2 separate regions of the Homo sapiens genome follow, and region 2 is linked to region 1. A link is a loop called in an ENCODE intact Hi-C map of the cell type or tissue named here. Cell type or tissue: GM12878. All regions are shown on one strand. Links, peaks and the distances in the headings refer to the core of each region. The heading gives the core; the rest is flanking DNA. Region 1 overlaps MAST2 (microtubule associated serine/threonine kinase 2). Region 2 holds the start of CCDC17 (coiled-coil domain containing 17).

The links. Hi-C counts contacts between places; a loop is a spot of excess contacts. Peaks named below come from ENCODE experiments on the same cell type or tissue, not always from the same donor. Only the 100,000 strongest peaks of a DNase experiment are listed, where the experiment ranks them.
Region 2: it touches region 1 in a loop (2.1-fold over the local background); 3 of 110 quality-filtered maps call a loop at or near these places.

Annotation. Positions count from the first base shown.
Region 1 is chr1:45,880,090-45,883,002 of GRCh38, forward strand. MAST2 (microtubule associated serine/threonine kinase 2) reads left to right here. Exons shown (of 29, transcript NM_015112.3): 4 at 2,275-2,306. All of the region lies in intron 2 of LOC105378694 (a long non-coding RNA gene), which reads right to left. Among named protein-coding and RNA genes, the nearest start is that of MAST2, 78 kb to the left of the region's middle. In GM12878, for the core only: a CTCF peak has its summit at 1,694 (motif pointing left); no DNase peak of the experiment used is centred there.
Region 2 is chr1:45,623,834-45,626,746 of GRCh38, forward strand. It overlaps CCDC17 (coiled-coil domain containing 17), which reads right to left and starts at 221. Exons shown (of 13, transcript NM_001114938.3): 1 at 1-221. The coding sequence starts at 76. In GM12878, for the core only: no CTCF peak of the experiment used is centred there; no DNase peak of the experiment used is centred there.

The DNA of each region.
Region 1 (2,913 bases), core at 280-2,779:
AACTGAGTAATTCTACACTTTTAGGGATTTACCCAAGAGAAGTGAAATATAGCTTGTCAAAAAACATGTTATAGGAATGTTAATAGCTGAAAAATGGAATTGGAGAAACGATAAATTAACTGGGGTATATTATTCATATTGCCATTGTTACCTGCAACAACATGGATAAATCTCACAAATACTATGCTGAGTTGAAGAAGCCTATGTAAAAAGGTTTATATTTGTATGGTTCCATTCATATGAAGTTTTGAGGAAGTAAAAGTAATCTGTGGTGACATAATGAGAATAATATTTGCTTGGGGTAGGAAGATAGTGGTTTGTTTGGGGATTTACGAAGAAAGGACATGGTGGAACTTTCTGGATTGATGGACATGTTCTATATTTTGATAGAGATTTAGGTTATCTGAGTATATGTACTTAACAGACTTATCAATTGGCATACGTAAGATTAAGTAATTTAAGATTTGTACAGTTGAATGTTTGTAAATTTACCTAGAAAAACACACAAAAGAATTGCAATCAAATACTGAATTTTAGCAAAAATAATTTTATAAAATAAGCGAATTTTACAAAAATAAGGCATATTAAACTTATTGTGAAAAGTAAACCGGCTGGGCGTGATGGCTGACACCTGTAATCTCAGCACTGTGGGAGACCAAGGTGGGAGGATCACTTGAGGTCAGGAGTTTGAGACCAGCCTGGCCAACATGGTGAACCCCTGTCTCTACTAAAAATACAAAAAAATTAGCTGGGCATGGTGGTGCATGCCTGTAATCCCAGCTGGAGGCTGAGGCAGTAGAATCGCTTGAACCCAGGAAGTGGAGGTTGCAGTGAACCGAGATCGGCCAGCCTGGGTGACAGCGTGAGACTCCATCTCAAAAAAAAAAAAAAAAGAAAAGAAAAAAGCAAATCTATAAAATGTTTAGAAGAAAATATAAGCACATATATTCATGACTGTGTATGAGGGATATATTTCTTACATGGACAGTTGTTTTGGAGAGCAATTTGGAATATCCAGTACTTTATGACTCAGTAGTTCAACATCCAAGAAACTTTTTCTACATGCGCACTAGGAAACAACTACAAGAATGTTTACAAGAGTATTGTTTTAATGGAGAAGAAAAAGATGGAAAGAAAATTAAATTTCCATTTACTAGAGAATAGATAAATAAATATTGGTATATTCATAGACTGGACCACTGTCTGAAGATCAGTGAACTAAAGTGAAATATATCCACATGGGTGAATCTCCCAGTTTTCATAATGTTGGCTGATGTCAACAGAGGAATACATATAATATAATACCATGTATATATAATTTTAAAACATGTAAAACAATACTACTAATTTTTTACAAATCCAAAAACACGTATTGAAAATATTTAAAAAATTAAGAATAGTTGTTAATTTAGGACTGGTGGGAGGTGGGACTTGATACACTTGGAAAGCAAGTCACAGGGGCCCCAGCTGTTATCGTAAAGGTTATTTCTTATGCCAGTGGTGTGTGAAGTCATCTCTTTGTTATATTATTAACTATACTACTTTATTTGTCTAAAATATTTTCTAGTTATCACCCACTGCCCCTAATCCTATTTCATTCCTTCTGTATGCTTGCCACTAATGCCCTTTACAATTCAGCAGCAGTTAATGGCTGGCCTAGAGTGCCTGTAATCTACACTGGGGAGATGGTTCCATCTAGTGGGAAAAATGTTGCATGTATTCTATGAGACATTCCTTTTAGGAAGGAAGGATAAAGAAGTAATAGTTTGCCTGAGTGCTTTTATTTCACAAAAATTTAAGAGACAGGCTGGGCATGGTGGCTCACACCTGTAATCCCAGTACTTTGGGAGGCCGAGGCGGGCGGATCACGAGGTCAGGAGATCGAGACCATCCTGGCTAACACGGTGAAACCCCGTCTCTACTAAAAAAAAAAAAAAAAAAAAAAAAAAAAAATTAGCCAGGCGTGGTGGCGGGTGCCTGTAGTCCCAGCTACTCAGGAGGCTGAGACAGGAGAAAGGCGTGAACCTGGGAGGTGGAGCTTGCAGTGAGCCAAGATTGCGCCACTGCACTCCAGCCTGGGAGACAAAATGAGACTCCGTCTCAAAAAAAAAAAAAAATAAATAAAATTTAAGAGGCAAAGAAAAAGTTGTTATTTAGAAATATGTGGCCTTTTCCATTATTAAGATAATGCTGTGAATTTCCTAGGACATTTAGGTAGACCAACAGGACTCAGATGGGTTCTTATTTCTAACTTGCATATGTTTTGTTTTTCAGAAGGAGTTGAGCCTTCCAAGAAGAGGCAGCTTGTAAGTAGATGATTATTACCATTATGATTATGATCTCCTACTTAGGAACCCCTCTTGGGAACATTTCCCACTATCATGTGGAGGAATCCCGCTCAGTACACAATTTCTTTCTGTGTACTCCTATCTGAGCTAGGGAAGCCAGCAGGCCAACTGACTTCTCCCACTAGGTCAGATCTTCCCCTCCTCCCCATTCCTCCCGACCTCCAAACCTCTTCCCTCTCAGTTTCTACATAGCATTCTGGGAAAGTTACAACTTAAATATTCATCACAGTCTTATACTTGTGCTTTGGGATTTACTGAGTTTTCGTAGACTCAAGCTAAGGAAGTAGGAATATTAAAATGGAAACCCTTTGCATTTACATCTATCCGGTAACATGGTATGAGGAGAAGACCAACTTTTCTGATAAGTTGAGGCAAGGCCAGCTAAGTTTGGAGACTATGTTGAATGGAATAGGTTCCCAACCTGTTTGGTTTTTTTCTGGCTTCAGGGTTAGGGGAGATTAATAAATAGTCTTTGCCCCTGGATTTTAATTTCTTAAATTCTCTTGGACTGCTTTTCCTCTAGGAATTCTGTTGGGGCAGTATTAGAAATTTGGCCAATCAGAAT
Region 2 (2,913 bases), core at 56-2,555, 260 kb before region 1:
ACAGAGCTGAGGAGCGGAAAACCATGTCACAGGTCCCACAGGGCAGGAGCGCAGGCTCCCCAGAGTGGGAGTCCATGGGATGGGACCCGTTTCCTGAAACCAGCCAAGACCTGCAGAAGGGATCAAGGGCAGGGGAAAGGCAGAGGAGGATGAAAGAGACATAAAGCCAGAGGCAGAGAGGAAAGGCCGTGTCTATTAGGTCTGTGAGATCTTCAAGTTTGTTTGGGGAGAGCCTTAGCTCCCTGGACAGCAACCACAGGGCTGGGCAGGTCAGGAGAATGGGTGGGGAAACCTCGGCCGTTTGGGAGGAGCCACTGGCTTGAAAAAGTGTTACAAAGTCTGAACGTGGGCAAGTCTCTAATTGTAGCTTGGTTTCCCTGACTATTAATAAAGAGGAAAAAGCAGCTGCCTCCTAGACTAGGCTGGGCCCTTATCACTTACTACATCATTGGTCATTTAATAGCCTCTAAAAGGCAAGTGTCATCTTTTTCATTGCTGTACTCCCAAGTGGATGTAACAGTTTGTACCATTCTCCAATCCAGAGAACTACCTGGCAAAGGAGGCACTCTGACCTTTCCAGCATTCTGCCTGGAAACCATGTCGCACCAGGGATAGCAGTCTCCCTAACTCCCATTCCCTGATTCCTCATTTTTCAGCTGTAGACGAAGATAATCAGCACAGCCCAAGAAATGAAAGCTGTGGGCGAACAGAATGAATCTATCAGATGAGGGAATCAAGTCCAGAAAAAAACCCCTTCTCTCTCCCAAGATTGGCCAGAAGCCAGAAAGACCCTGAACTGTTGGTGAAATTCTTCACTCCACTCCCACTCCCAAAATATATGGAGGAGCTCTGAGGTGACCGCATATTTCTTAAGAAACCCTCTTTACTTTTTTTTTTTTCTTTTTGAGATGGAGTCTCGCTGTCGCCCAGGCCGAAGTGCAGTGGCGCGATCTCAGCTCACTGCAATGAGCTCTGCCTCCTGGGTTCACGCCATTCTCCTGCCTCAGCCTCCCAAGTAGCTGAGACTACAGGTGCCCACCACCACGCTTGGCTCATTTTTTGTATTTTTTAGTAGAGACGGGGTTTCACCATGTTAGCCAGGATGGTCTTGATCTCCTGACCTCGTGATCTGCCCGCCTTGGCCTCCCAAAGTGCTGGGATTACAGGCGTAAGGCACTGCGCCCGGCCAAGAAACACCCTTTTCTCTTCTTTTTTTGAGACAGTCTCGCTCTGTTGCCCAGGCTACAGTGCAATGGCACGATCTCGGCTCACTGCAAGCTCTGCCTCCCAGGTTGACACCATTCTCCTGCCTCAGCCTCCCCAGTAGCTGGGACTACAGGCACCTGCCACCACACCCGGCTTTTTTTTTTTTTTTTTTTTAGACGGAGTCTCGCTCTTTCGCCCAGGCCGAAGTGCAGTGGCACTATCTGGGCTCACTGCAAGCTCCGCCTTCCGGGTTCAAGCCATTCTCCTGCCTCAGCCTCCCGAGTAGCTGAGACTACAGGTGCCCACCACTGTGCCCGGCTAATTTTTTTTGTATTTTTAGTAGAGATGGGGTTTCACCGTGTCAGCCAGGATGGTCTTGATCTCCTGACCTTGTGATCCGCCCGCCTCGGCGTGCCAAAGTGCTGAGATTACAGGCGTGAGCCACTGCGCCCAGCCTTATGCCTGGCTAATTTTTTGTATTTTTAGTAGAGACGGGGTTTCACAGTGTTAGCCAGGATGGTCTCGATCTCCTGACCTCGTGATTCCCCCGCCTCGGCCTCCCAAAGTGCTGGGATTACAGGTGTGAGCCACCATGCCTGGCCGAAACTCCCTTTTCTAAACAAGACAGGGACTTAAGACATTTCCCTACTCAGTACCTAAAGCCAAGGTATGACCCACCAGCAGCAAGTTACAAAGTGTTCAAAGTATGTCATCTCAGTTCAGCTTAATTCCAACTGACATAAAGAGTACATTTTTAGAAATATGTTCTCAGAAAACAAGTAAATGGCAAAGCCCAAATCAAAACCTCCTTTTCAACAACTAAGTTTGTCCCAATTTTCAATGGTTAAGACTTTTGACTGGTTGACTTTACAATGGTGCAACAGTGATAGGCATTCAGTAGAAATACTACTACCATTTTTTTTTTTTTTCCCTCAAGAGACAGCTTGTAGTTCTCTAATCTCCTGCTCTAGGCCGAAGAGGCGGGAGCAGGACTGTCATCCAGGCTGGATTGTAGTGGTGCCATCATGGCTCACTGTAGCCCTGAACTGCCTTGGAATCAAGCAATCCTCCTGCCTTAGCCTCCCAAGAAGCTGGGACTACAAGTGTGTGCTACCACGTGGACCTGTCTATTTTGTTTCTGTTTTTGAGACAGAGTCTTGCTCTGTTGCCCAGGCTGGAGTGCAATGGTGCAGTATGGGCTCACTGCAACCTCTGCCTCCTGGGCTCAAGCAATTCTCCTGCCTCAGCCTCCTAAATAGTTAGGATTACAGGTGCTTGCTGCCATGCCTGGTTGTTTTTTTTTTTTTTTTTTTTTGAGACAGAGTCTCACTCTTTCTCCCAGGCTGGAGTGCAGTGGCGCTATCTCAGCTCACTGCAAGCTCTGCCTCCTGGGTTCACGCCAATCTCCTGCCTCAGCCTCCCGAGTAGCTGGGACTACAGGCGCCCGCCACCATGCCTGGCTAATTTTTTGTATTTTCAGTGGAGATGGGGTTTCACCATGTTAGCCAGGCTGGTCTCGAACTCCTGACCTCAGGTGATTCACCCGCTTCAGCCTCCCAAAGTGCTGGGATTACAGGCGTGAGCCACGCCTGGCTGGACCTGACCATTTTAATGTTTTTGTTTTTTATAGAGACAGGTCACTGTGTTGCCCAGGCTGGTCTTGAACCCCTGTCCTTTTCTTACATCACTGTCTATTCTCTCCCCTAC